Regions from separate parts of the Homo sapiens genome. Here region 1 is linked to region 2. Evidence: chromatin loops called from intact Hi-C (ENCODE). Cell type or tissue: PC-3. All regions are shown on one strand. Links, peaks and the distances in the headings refer to the core of each region. The heading gives the core; the rest is flanking DNA.

Region 1 (6,738 bases), core at 1,366-3,865, 74 kb before region 2:
ATTCCAAAGATATGTTCCAGTCATTTTCTTTTTTCTTTATTTTTTATTTATTTATTTTTTTTGAGGGTGTCTTGCTTTATCACCCAGGCTGGAGTGAAGTGGCATGATCTCGGCTCACTGCAACCTCTGCATCCCCAATTCAAGCGATTCTCCTGCCTCAGCTTCCCAAGTAGCTGGGACTACAGGTGCCCACCACCATGCCTGGCTGATTTTTTGTATTTTTAGTAGAGACAGGGTTTCACCGTGTTAGCCAGGATGGTCTCGATCTCCTGACCTCGTGATCTGCCCGCCTTGGCCTTCCAAAGTGCTGAGATAACAGGCATGAGCCACCTATATATGCGGTCACATAAACCAAAAGCCTAAAACAAAATCTGCATTTCTAGACATTCATTCCAACTGAACAAACATTCATTAAATGCAGTGGTTAAAAGCAGAGGACTCTGTGATCAGAGACCTGGGTTCCAAGTATGACTCAGCCTTTTATTAACTACATGCGCTTGGACAATTTACTTAACTTCTTTGAGCCTCAGTTTGCTCATGTGTAATATTGGAATAAGATTATTATTGTGAAGATTAGATAGAATAATGTACATAAGTTATCAGCACTTTGCTTCTTGACCTCTAGAATATAGAACTCCCACCCACTACAGGAGCCTTTATACAAGCTTAGTTTGTCATTGTTCTATTTATCATATATTTATACTTATAGATGTAAAATATATATGTAAAATTTCTGATTAATAATATTTATCTTGGAAAGATAAATATTTATTTCCTTGGAAGAATATATATACTTCCTCTTATTTCCTTTTTGATTCATCTACTTTTTTCTTCTCATTCTTGGTTTCTCCCTGACCCCTTGCCAAAATTTTTCTTTCTTTCTCAAGTGAAAGTCAACACCTTAATGTGGTGACAAAGAGTTAGTAAAAAATGATAAAAAAAAACTTTAAGCCAATTAATCCTCCATTTCTTTCATCTGTTTACCAGACATACTCACACACATTCACACACACTTAATACCTGGCCTCAATTCATTCAAATGACTCTAAGCAGCATAAGACTCTTAAGCTGTAACACTGGCCCATATACCAAAGTGACCAAATCTGAGTTACCAATGTTGCATCTATATCTATCAGCAGACTTAAACCCTTGGCTCTGGTACCTCTTATCTTTAGCAACAAAACCTTCTCAAAAGGAGACAACCAAATAAGAAAAATCACTTTTGAATTACCAAGTGAGGCTAAATCATGTGATTACAGTTAAGTATTAAAAGACAAACAAATATATAAGAAATTAAATCCCTGGGCCCCTGTAGATTTCACATCAAGACATGGTACACGGAAAGACAGTAAAAACTGGACTATAATTTTTTAGAATGGGGGGAGGAATCAGAGAAAACCAACAACCTGCTAGTCACACAAACAGCACCATTTGATTCTGAAACAACTTCCACTTTGATATATGAAGCATCTATATCTGCATGTATACATCTTCTAAAATATTAGAATAACATAAACACTTTCAAGATAAATATGATTTATCAGAAATTTTACCATGGACATACTCTAATAACAAGAAAATAATTTAATTCCCAAAATTAGCATGAAATGATTTTTATTAATTTATAGAAATATTCAATTCTACATTTTAGAAATACCAGTTATGCAAATTATTCTGGATTCATTTCTTCCAAAAATTGAAAGTATAGAATCTGAGTCACCTAGTTTCCTTCAAAAATAAAAATATAAATATTCTGATTAATATAATCTGCTCAGACCAAAAATCCTGGTAGAAAAGAAATTTTCTTTGACTTCAGATTATTGAAATAGAGAGTATGGGGATAATTGTTTTGATCGCCTCTTCACTTTGCCTGCTGGAAGCACAGCTAGTATCTTCAAATAACCTGACTCGGAAAACTTTATCCTCTATGGTTCCAGAACATATTGGCAGATTAGTATTTTTTCTTGATAGAAGCACACAAAAGTATCTATAATAAAAATCCATAATACAATAATTATTTTGTAAATGCGATATCACGTTTCTATCTGTGTGGATACCTTTAATGACAACAATGATGATATTGTATTTAAATTAGACTTGACTGATTTAACACTTGTGTCGCTCTCTATTCCCTTACCTGTTTAGTAGATAAAGACTTGGGCTCTATTTTCAGCTTTGTCTGGTATGTTGACCAAGTCTCTTTATCTCCTCTACCTCTGTCATCTGTACAATGGATAAAATACCTTCTCTACATATATCACAAAATTGTGAATCTCCATTTTGACAAACATCTACTAACTAAAGGGGCAGAAGAGCTTTAACTGTCTTGTGTATTCCACAAGAACATATCATGGCGACATTTACCTAGTAAGAGCCAAACAAAATCATTGTACACAGATTCCCATAGATCCAGGAACACATTTTCTTTCCTACAGGAATTCTTCAAGGGCCTTAGTTTTACAATGGTACTCTCTTCTTTAATTCCTTTTACATTTTGGTAAACACAGAAGCAACCAGATTATAATATAAAAATGGGTATCTCTTTCACAAGCTTACTTTCTTAACTGTCATGTATGTGGATATCTTTTTTTCTTCAGCCAAATAATAAAGTCCATCTTGCATAGACCATACTTTTTAGACCCTCACATAGTGCCTGACATATAAAAGTACACAGCAAAAATTTTTACTTATTCATTTGTCAAATATTTATTGAGCACTTATTATGCGGCATCTCCTAAGTTGGTGCCAGGAATACAGCACTTGGACACAGACTCAGTCTCTCTATCCCTCTAAAATTTACAGTCTAGGAGACTTAAAGCAAATATTTGTTTAACAGTCACTCATCAAATATTTGTGGAGCACTCACCGTAGGTCAGGAACAAATGATTACTTAATATTTCTATATTTACAATTGTAATCATTGTTCTTAATAAAGTAAACAAGGTGCCGTGAGTTCATATATGTGATGCATTTAGTTATCACAGCAGGTCTTTATGAATTCAATCCAGAAATATCTATTGAACTCTTACACAGGTGAGAGGTTTCACAGAGACCTTGACTGATCCTCTCTCCCAGGTGAGAGCTCTCCAGCTGCACCAGTGCATGCCTCTGCCAAGATGCCCTTTTACCCTACATGCATGCATTCTTTACCATGACTGTTGCTGCTGTGACCCATTTCTCTGTAATAAAATTGGTCTGAAAATCATAAAAACAAAATTTGGATATGCCAGTCAGGTAACAAAACCTTGCTTTTAAAAAATACTGTAAAGTTTTTGGCTAATTATCAGATGCACATATGACTTACAAAATATTTTAATGGCAGATAGTATATGCCCTACTGAAACCCTCACCACAGTCTATTATGAAAGGAGGCAGCACGAGAAACAATATCTATATTAAGAAACTGCTTGAGAAGCTGGTCCACTCAGCTTTGAGAGACATCTAGTTCAATGAGGGAGAGGGTGGACCGAGGGCAGGTCCCTACAGATATAAAATATGATTCTAAAGTGAGCTAAACTGCTTCTAATAGAGACCTTCTATTAATAACCCGTCTGGATTTGATGGATCACATCAGTGGGACAAATAAAATGATGTTCTTGTGAATGAAATGTGGTGGTTCTTCCTTCCTAAAAATCAAAAAGGAGTGATCCAGCCTACCTAACCTGTCACTTTCATCCCATTTACAAGTGGGAAAGGAGCCTCCAGGGCCTCCAAAACAATTAAAGCTGGGTCTGCTTTCTCAGGAAGGGAGGTCTGGAAGTGAGAGCCTGCGGGCAAGGCAAACCCCTTCCACCAGCCAAGTTCTGGCAAAAGGGCTAAGCTAGGACATTACATGCTAGAGGACAAAGTCACAAAAGCAACGTGGAGAAAAATTTAAACCCTGCCCTCCTTTTTCATTCCTCCTTTTTCATCCTTCCAAAATCTAGCCTTCAGTTTCCCAAAGCGGAGTCTTCAAAACCCCCTCCTCCCCAAAACATATTAAACAAGAAGAAGAGGCAAGCAATGAGATAAGCCCACCATTGAGTGTGCACATGAAGATGGGCCAGAAGGGTATGTTGTTTCTTTGAGCTCATCTCACATGCAGCCAGCTGAATATAAATTTCCCTCTATCTCATCAAGCTCTCACTGTTTGGCCTCCTCTGACTGATATTGGCTCATCATACTTAATCTAGGGTGAAATTTCCTCATCTGAGCTAAATTACTTGCAGCCATCAAGGGAAGCGATATTTATTTTTCGTGGGGCTAATGACCTGTCCCCCAGACCCACCCACTGATGGTTATTTACTGGGGCCCAGATGCTTGAGCTCAAAATGAGTGCTAATGTCAGCAGGTGCCATCCCTCATTCAGCTCAGTGATTGAATTGGAGCGATCCCATTGACATTGACTGTGTGACTTTTAAGGCCATTACCCTCAGCCAGAGATGAACCTCTCATCATGGCGATGACAGTGACAGCTGATTAGCGACAAATTACAAGCAGGAAGGTGCAGAGGCTTTATTGGGCAGGGCAGGACCAGTGGTTAAGGGTGAGAGGTGTGGGGATAAAGAGCAGAAAGGAAAGAGAGGGACACGAGGAGTAAGAGGGGAAGCAGAGAGAAAATAACACACATTCAAAAAACACACAGTGTATTTTTTGATCAATTCTTAACTGTGGCCCCTGTGAATATTTATATTTTACATCTATTTAGTACAGTTAAACACACAGAGATTCATATTTCTACAGACACTCATGGCTCAGCACATAATCCTTGAACAGGCAAGAACTCAGATCTAGTGAAATTTAGGCTGTAAAAGGAATGTAACAGTTTAGTATATAGACTATTCAGGCACAAAGAATCTTTGAACAAAGCAAATAATTTTTTCTGACTATTATTTTTGTATATGTGAAATTACACTGACAAAAAAGTCTTACAGGAATTTTTTTTAATTTTTGTGGGTACATAGTAGTTGTATATATTTGTGTGATTCATGAGATATTTTGATACAGACATGCAATGTGAAATAATCATGATGAGAAAGGGGTATCCATCCCCTCAAGCACTTATCCTTTGTTTTTAAAACATTCATGTAGCCAGATAACTGAAGTAAAATTCTATGTGGATTGGTGTTTGAAGAATACAAATGCAAAGTTCTAATATTATCTTAAACCAGCCTCACTTTAAAAAGCCATTCAGTTCTTCAAACTGTCTACTCAGTAGACTTAAAATCAAAGCCTTTTCGATTTTTAACTTAAAAATAAGAATTAAAAAATATTTCCTGAACTCTCTTAAGTTGAAAGCATTTTTTCTTTGCTCTGTGTTAGGGGGATGTGGACTGGCTTGAGAAGTTTTATAATTGTTCCCATGGTTCAGAATCTTAATATGCTAAATGTGAATGTCCGATTGAGAATGACAGGTAGGTAACCTGGGATTTTGAAAAACAAAACCTGAAGATGCCAAACACTGACACTGATTTTTGAGGTCTGGACACTTGTTACCAAAGAGCAGTTGGACAAAACGCCCCAGGTTCCAGCACTACATGGAGCACCCAGAGAGTGGGTCTCGACAGCAGCAGCAGCACCTGTGCAGCACAGCAGCCCGGCCAGCCGCCTTATGCTCAGCCAGTTCACCAAGCAGTGGCAGGCAAGGGCCAGTCTGTTGAGAAACATCAACGCCCGCCCGCTCGTGCAATGCAAGGCACTATGAAAAAAATTAAGGAAAAGGATAATAGTATCTATCCCCGCTGCCTCTCAATGCCTATAATTAATCTCCCCTTTTTCAACCTTTCCTCCTTCCACAACTGGTGTCCTCCTTGAATGCAGTTCTTTCTTAGAAGTACCTTCCTCCTGTCTGGGACCACTGCCAACATATCTGGTAGCAAATATGGCAAAATTTTTTTTTTGGTCAAAAATATAACAAAGTCTAACCTCTCTTACAAGATACCATTGTGCATGGTTGAAGCTGGCTAAACATCTTTTCCCAGCTCTGTGGTCAATGAAGTCAGACTGGAAGCTTGAAATTGGCCAATGTGGAAATAGTGATACCACTGAAATTGGCAAATGCTACAAATAAAGACTTGTTTAACATTTTGTTTTGTTCTCTCAGAGAGCCAGTTGTTTAACATTTACCAGAATACTGCATGTGATGCTGTCTGTTGTTCAGAAACACATTTGAACGTTGGGGCAAGGCTGGCCTTTCAGAGGTTGGGAGCATACGTAGAGAGAAATATGGCCCTGCTATATGCCTTTCTATCTGCTTGTTGATAAATCTTCATTGTCAGTTTCCATGGCAGATGTGCCTATTTAAGATTGATAGCCAAAAGGGCAAGAAGCATGCTTTATGATTAAGTACTATTACACAAGAACCCATGGTGGAATCAATACATACTTAATAATCATTGTCTTATCATAATAAAACATAACATTTATTCATATCAGTTTTTAGTTTGTCTCATATTTGAAAGGAGTCTTGCCTGTTGGAATGAGAATGTTCAATGTATTTAAATGAAAAACACCACCTCAACTATCCCTAGGCAATAAAGGAAGCTGACTAATCCACTGATCTTTTTGAAAATGCATGAACTGATAGTGAGATTAGAAATCTTTTGTTCATGTTAAAACACAGAAAACATTAAAGCTTTAATCAAAGAGTAAATATTACTTTCCATTACTAAGGAGACTAAAAATTACCTTGTCTCTCTGTATACATTCGTTCTCTATCATATCCTCTCCCATGGCTTCAACTGCCACCTGCATGCTGCG
Region 2 (6,738 bases), core at 2,834-5,333:
GCCAACCAGCCAGCCAATAATACTTATTAACTACCTAATATAGACCAGACATTGCCCTAAGCAATTAAGGCTATCAAGAAGAAAAGAAATAATCTGTGTCCTCAAGAAATACATAATATTGAACAGTAGACTCAAATATGTTTTATTGTACACCATCATCAGCTAAAAAAATTGGGCATATATACCCAGTACCACAAATGTATATTTACTTGTTTATAAATTACAAATAAGTACTATCATAATAATATACTGCATGTATAGATAATATATATAACAATGCTAATATTTTGATACAGTAAATATAGAGAGACATAATATACACCAGGAAAAAATGACACAAAAATGATAGTTAAAAGAAGTGAAATAAAAAATAAATAGTTCTAAGTAGAGTAAGAGAAAGAGTTCCAAAAAAAAAACGAACCAGACCCTTAAATCAGCAGCATCAAGGACAGTATCCAAGATAACAAGTGACTGCCTTTTGGCCAGGGTACTCCTGAGATAAAATCTACTAGGTACCATTTTCTGCTTAACCCAGACTACCCTTTCCCATCATTATAATTGCAACAGACAACCTCAACATCTCAAGGAGTAGAAGATAACGTTAGCTAGTCCTACATAAATAACTTGAAATACCAACTTTGGAGATACGGAAAAGTTTTACTTTGGAAAATCCAAGATCTCCTTAGGTTTAATTTGATGTGGAAACTTAAAAGAGACTTCAGAAAACTGGCTGAAGCTTAAGTAGAAAAAATATATTTCCCATAATTTCTCCTGTGTAGTCATTAATAACATAACAATGAAAAGCCAAATTCTGCCACATTATTAGCAACCATCCTTCTATTACTAAAAAGAATGATCTTGTCATTGACAGATGCTAAGACTCAGTGGTTTGAATCCCACCATGTGTTACAAATTAAAAGGGCTAACATCACAATAACACTAATCTTGAAAAAATAGGAGAAAAATAATTGTTAGGAGCTGTAGGACCAACATTTAAATGAACCCACATACGATAGTCCAAAAAAGCCACACATAAAATTAGGTAATATATTAGTCCAGTTAGTTAATTGAGCAAGTCTAAGTCCACTCTGCCTAAAGCATTAAGCCGTATCTATGTTTTAATTTCTACGAAAGGAGTAGATATTAGTTTATGCATAGGAAAAACGATTTTTAAAAACATTATTTGTATATGGGAAGGGGCTGGAACAAGGAGAATGTTTAACCTTCTTAAACATCCATGTCTCTAAGTTTAATTTTTTGTAAGGATAATATACCATTCTTATAAGGAAAATATATAACTTTTTAACAAACAAACAAAAAACTCTATTAAAAAAATAGCACAGTGTAACAAAAACCATATCAAACTAAAAATCAGAAGACTTCGGTTCTAAAAAATCAGTGCTGCCATTCACCAATCATGAAATAAATGGCCATTAATATTGGTGGTGGTTGTGGTGCTAGTTCTGGCTCTGGTGCTGGTTGTGGTTGCTGTTACACTGGTCATGGTTCCATCCATTGATTCCAAAGGATACCCTAAACTTTCCCAAGTCTCCTCTTCTGAAAGTCGGCCTCTTTCATGTATATTGTGTGCCAGCATTGCCCCCTACCAACGATATGTTGCGTTACAGCCTGCTCAAAAAGATTGTTTTTCCACCTGTTCCTGCTGAGGCATGACTCCTCTAAACCTGAACGGCCCCGATTTCTAGTCTGGCATCCACCTCTAAATAGCTGCAGCACCTAGGACAAGCCCTCTAACTAACTCTCTGCTTGTGAGAACGTTCCAGGCACATATGTAAAAGTGAGGCTGCCTTTTCTCCTGTACTGCCTGAGGTAACATAGAGTGATTCGTGGGTAGCTTCTTGAATTTTATTTCAGCAAACATTTAGCAAGTGCTATTACGTGCTACATACTGTGCTAAGAGCTGGAGGTATGAACATGAATGAAATATGGCCCCTATCCTTAGTGTCCACGGTGTCTCAAGTTTGTATATGGAAATAACATTTTGTTTGTATATGGAAAAGAACATTTTCTTTCACAAGTTCATTTGTTCATGTTAACAGACGAAAAAGCCATGGGTGTATGCTCAAGGAGCTCACTTATTAACATTTGGTTTATAATTTTATACAAGAACAGAAGTGAAAGGTGTTTTTTTTAATCTTTGAGTGAGTCAATACACATCTACTGAGCATTTACTATTTACAAGGCCCTAGGCTTAATACCAGGGATTCAAATAAGATGGGAACTACTTCCAAGATGATAGGAAACAAGTTACGGAGCAGTGCAGTAACTGCTCTGACTGTTCAACCACCTCTTCCAGGAGGATTCGAGGAATTCTCCTCTGAGGAAGGACACTGGATCAGATCTTAAACAATCATTGCTTGCTAGTACGAAGGAAAAGAGGGTGGCCAGAAGAGACCAGACAGATGTGGGTAGGAGGAGGACAAAGTTACACAAGAGATCCTGACTGCGCCAGCCCTTAATCCAGAAGAAAGAAGCGTGCTGGAATTTAGAGTTCCCTTAAGCAAGCAGTGGAGACCTTATTAAAAAGCACTAAACTTAGGGGGATTCTCAGATCATCTTTACTGAATAAAGACTCTGGGGATAAGCTTTAATTAATTGAGAATAAAAAGAGTGGGAGATCACTAACGATATCCCCAAGTGGAAAAGGATAGTAGTTGGAGGCCAGTACTAAAATCAGACTTTTAATTTGTGCTCAGGGAACTGCTAGCTCCTGAAAGCACTGTTTTCTCATGGTTCTGAAGCTTTAGTGAGGGCAAGAATGACAGTTTCTTTTAAATCCTTCATAGTCTGGTTATGCAGCTGGGAAGAAAGGCAGGTCTAAGATTTTGTTTTATTTTTGTTGTTCTTAACATACATCCTAGTGATTCACAAGCAGATGATCAATAGATCATACTCTAAGAAGCAGTGCCTTATAGCGCTATACACAGGCATCTGATAAAATAGGTAATACCAATTCCAGAGCTCTGAGCTATATAATTCTAAATGTTTCACATGTGTGCCAGACAACTAGATGCTATCACTGGAGGTGACATATTGACTTGCCGGAGCCACATAAGAGCTAAAAATGTTTTACACATTTGCCCAGAAGCATAAAGAAAGCTATGCAAGCACAAAACAGTGTCTTTGTAAATACCGTGGAATAGTAATAACGAAATTGCTATTTCTGGGCATGTTGTTAATTCTGCTTTACCCATCTATACCTGCAGGTTTCCGAAGGCCTGTACTCAGCGCTAGCTGTGGCCACACTGTGGAAGGAAAAGCTGAGTCCCAGCTGGACCAGGTGAGCCTGATGAACAGTGGCCCACCCAGGAACCAGTCAGATTTCACCAGCTATTCATCTCGACAGGCTCAATCACCCTGGGCCCTCCAAAAGAGGAAAGATGAGCCAGAGATTAGGTAGAGAGGGAAGTTCAAAGTGAAGCATAGGGGAGGGGAAGAGCTATTTATCCATCTTCTGAGCTGAAGCTTGCCTGTCAAAAAACATTCTTTGTTTAGTTTTCCTGAGGAAAATAGAACAGCAAATTATGTTCCGTTATGATAAAGATAAAGACAAAGCTGCAAAGCCATTGAAAAATTTTGTGAACTTAAGTTTCGTATTTTAAAAACTCTTTAAATTTCTAATGGGCTGGATTATTCATATTTAGGAATTTCAAATCATATATAGATAATTTTTTTTTTAATCATAGTGTACCAACCTTAAAATCACTCATTTCTCATCCCTATCTCAGTGTAAGGCTCAAGTCCAGAGCGCAAGAGGTGACAATTCTGCAGGAGAAGAGTGCCATCTGCAGGAGGACTGTATAATAACTGACAAAATCCTCAGAGTTAATAAAAATGAGACAATTCATTAGTGGAGATTCCACACTCAGCAAGTTGTCTGGCATACAGTAAACTCAATAAATTATTATTGTTATTTGCATGGTAGTAATTATGGCAATATATAATTTTGCATTGCATCTCTTGAAATTGAAAAACAAAAACAAATCAAAAGCCCAAGGAAGAAAGAACCAGAGGCTATTCAGATTATTCAGATCATTCTCCTGGTTTTCATAGGAACCCCTCCAGATATGTAAGAATCTATACCATTTTTAAAGATCTTACAGAAGGAAATTCCACAGCCTCTTATATTCATACCCATGGCTCTACAAGCTTCAGCAGGGCCAGGGCCAGGAAAACTTTGTTACATAAATTTACTTTGGAATGCTCTCCTTCCGCCCCTTTCAGAATCGATACCAGCCCTCATTTTAGAACATACGTTCTTTCATCTGTTCAATAAATATTTTTTTGTGCACCTGCTATGTCCCAGGTGCTGTGATATTTAACCTGCATACAATGGTGAACCCACCATATTTCCTGTCTTTCAAAAGTTTACAGCCAGTTGATCCTCTAAGACTCCAGGATGCTCCTGCTTCCTTTTCCCTGTCTCCCACCTCCTTTTTCAGCTCCTCCTTCCTTCTTCCTTATAAATACTTCATGCTAGGAACTTCCCACAATCCCCCTTACTCTCAACAAAACTAAACTGCCTGTGCTTTATTTTCTCAGGGTTCTAACCTAGGTAGTGACTAGCTAATCTGGTAAATGATTTCACGACAAATGCTAATTGATCTCATCACCAAAGTAATTTGAACACTTTTTCATGAGGTATTTCTGAAGACACAACAATCATTTAGGTCTCTGTGTTGGACTAATGGAGATGATCTTCTGAGTTAGGCAGGGCCTTGTGGTGTATGTGGTACCTGGTACTCCAAAGAGCAGAGCCAACCTTGATTTTTTTGGTTTTACGCCATTATTTCAACCTATTTCTCAATTTGCCACAATAGAGTTAAAGAATTCTATTGAAGATGTACCCAATCATCTTTTACTATAGAGTAGCTCCTTTAAATTCTTGATAAATGTCTCTTCTCATTCTTTTCTCTGATACAAACAGGCTCCCAATAATAATTCAAAACACCACTGAAAAATGAAACATTATGTTAACTTGCATTTTTCATCTTTTATGCATATTTTCCTAAATTTTACACTGCAAATAGATGATGAAGCCACCACTGAACTTCCTCAATTTTATAAGTTCAAATCAGATATGAGATTATTGCAAGCTACTACTCCTGTCTGTTATAAGAGGTGATTTCTACTATTAGTGGTTCCTGATGCATTTTCTTAACCATTCTGCAAGATGGTGTTTGTTTAATTCTGGGCTCTGCAAATGGTGGTCCTGTTTCTGACAGCATTTATTAAAAATAAAAATACATCAGCCCAAATTAAGAAAAAATCCCTTCATTTTCTTGAACTGGAGTGTATATATTCATACCGAAGAAAATATAAGAAAACAAGTAATAAGAAGATAGGGTTTGTATCCCAAAATGTAAACTTTTTCAATGAGGCATAGTTTTTTTTCTTTATTTTAATATCTATCTCTAATTTTAAGAAGGCCCTGTGGAAACTGCATCAACTGCCTTTGAATATTTCCTTGGATATGATTGGGTTGTTAAATTTACACGTTCAAATCTCCTGGATAAGAATGATCTGTAACAACCCACTACAAATTTGGGCAACATTTATAAATAAACATTGGAATTTATTCCTCGGAAAATTTAAAATGCCATAGGTGAAGGGAATTGAATATTATTGATGCTTTTTCAGTGCCAGGTACTTTGTATATGTTATTTCGTGTGACTTTAAGCCCTGTCAAGTTATTTAGGTTGTTTAGACTTATCCTCATCTAATAGATGAGAAAATCAAGACCAAGAGAAATTCTATAACTTGCCAGTAAGTTATATTGTTCAGATTCAGCCTCACGTCCATCTGGGTCTAGCACATGTTCCTTCTATGATACATGAAGACCCTTATTGTAAGTGCTGGCTGTGAGTTTCAAATGAAAAGATGGGCTTGGCATTGGGATGAGATGATGTAACCCAAGGCAAGAACTCTGATGGAGCACCCTGAAATGGAACACTGTAATGGACCACCATAAAAACAGGAAAACATCTTTAAAGAGCATGTGGTTACTTATTTAATATACATTACTGATTATCAAGTTATGTTTATCATTTGTGGGGGTTTTAGATCTAATTTTCAAAGTGTAGCCATTTGGAGATTAAATATTATAGTGTAATGTCTGTACATCATTTCTGGTGAATCAGACTTCACTATTACTATAAATACATTTTAGGCTAAAAAACCCTGACTCCTAGAGTAATGAATAAGCTTATCCCTCACATTTAAGCTTTATTGATTTCTGCTTTGTATTATGTTTCAGAATATTTAGAATGTCATTTTTGTAGTTAATAGGATTGTCTGTGCAGATGGTAAAAATACATTTATTCAAGCCCAATCTTCATTCTAAAGATTTTGGTATAACATTATTTGTTCACTTCTTTATTTATAGAAAATTTATTGTAAAACTGTTGGGTATTTATCGTAAACCCTAGCATGAAACTACCATCTGACCGTGACCCAGCAATTGCACTTTGGGGAATTTATCCCAGAGATAAGAAAAATTCGATTTTCACAAAAACCTGTATAATAACCCAAATCTGGAAACAACCCAGATGTCCTTCAACAGGTAAATGATTGAACAAACTGCGATATATCCAATCCCAAAAGGTTACATACTGTGTGATTTCATTTATATAACATTATCAAAACAACAAAATCATAGAAATGAACAAATTAGTGGTATCAGGGGTTAAGGAATGGGTGGGCAGGAGAAAGTATGTG

Evidence for each region. A loop is a pair of places that touch in the nucleus more often than their neighbours do. Peaks named below come from ENCODE experiments on the same cell type or tissue, not always from the same donor. Only the 100,000 strongest peaks of a DNase experiment are listed, where the experiment ranks them.
Region 1: it touches region 2 in a loop (3-fold over the local background); 2 of 110 quality-filtered maps call a loop at or near these places.

Annotation. Positions count from the first base shown.
Region 1 is chr4:79,021,583-79,028,320 of GRCh38, reverse strand. The region is part of intron 2 of LINC01088 (long intergenic non-protein coding RNA 1088); the gene reads right to left. Among named protein-coding and RNA genes, the nearest start is that of LINC01088, 53 kb to the right of the region's middle. In PC-3, for the core only: no CTCF peak of the experiment used is centred there; a DNase peak (open chromatin) is centred at 2,830; H3K27ac peaks cover 1,133 bases.
Region 2 is chr4:78,949,128-78,955,865 of GRCh38, reverse strand. No RefSeq gene overlaps it. Among named protein-coding and RNA genes, the nearest start is that of PAQR3, 13 kb to the right of the region's middle. In PC-3, for the core only: a CTCF peak has its summit at 3,813 (motif pointing left); no DNase peak of the experiment used is centred there.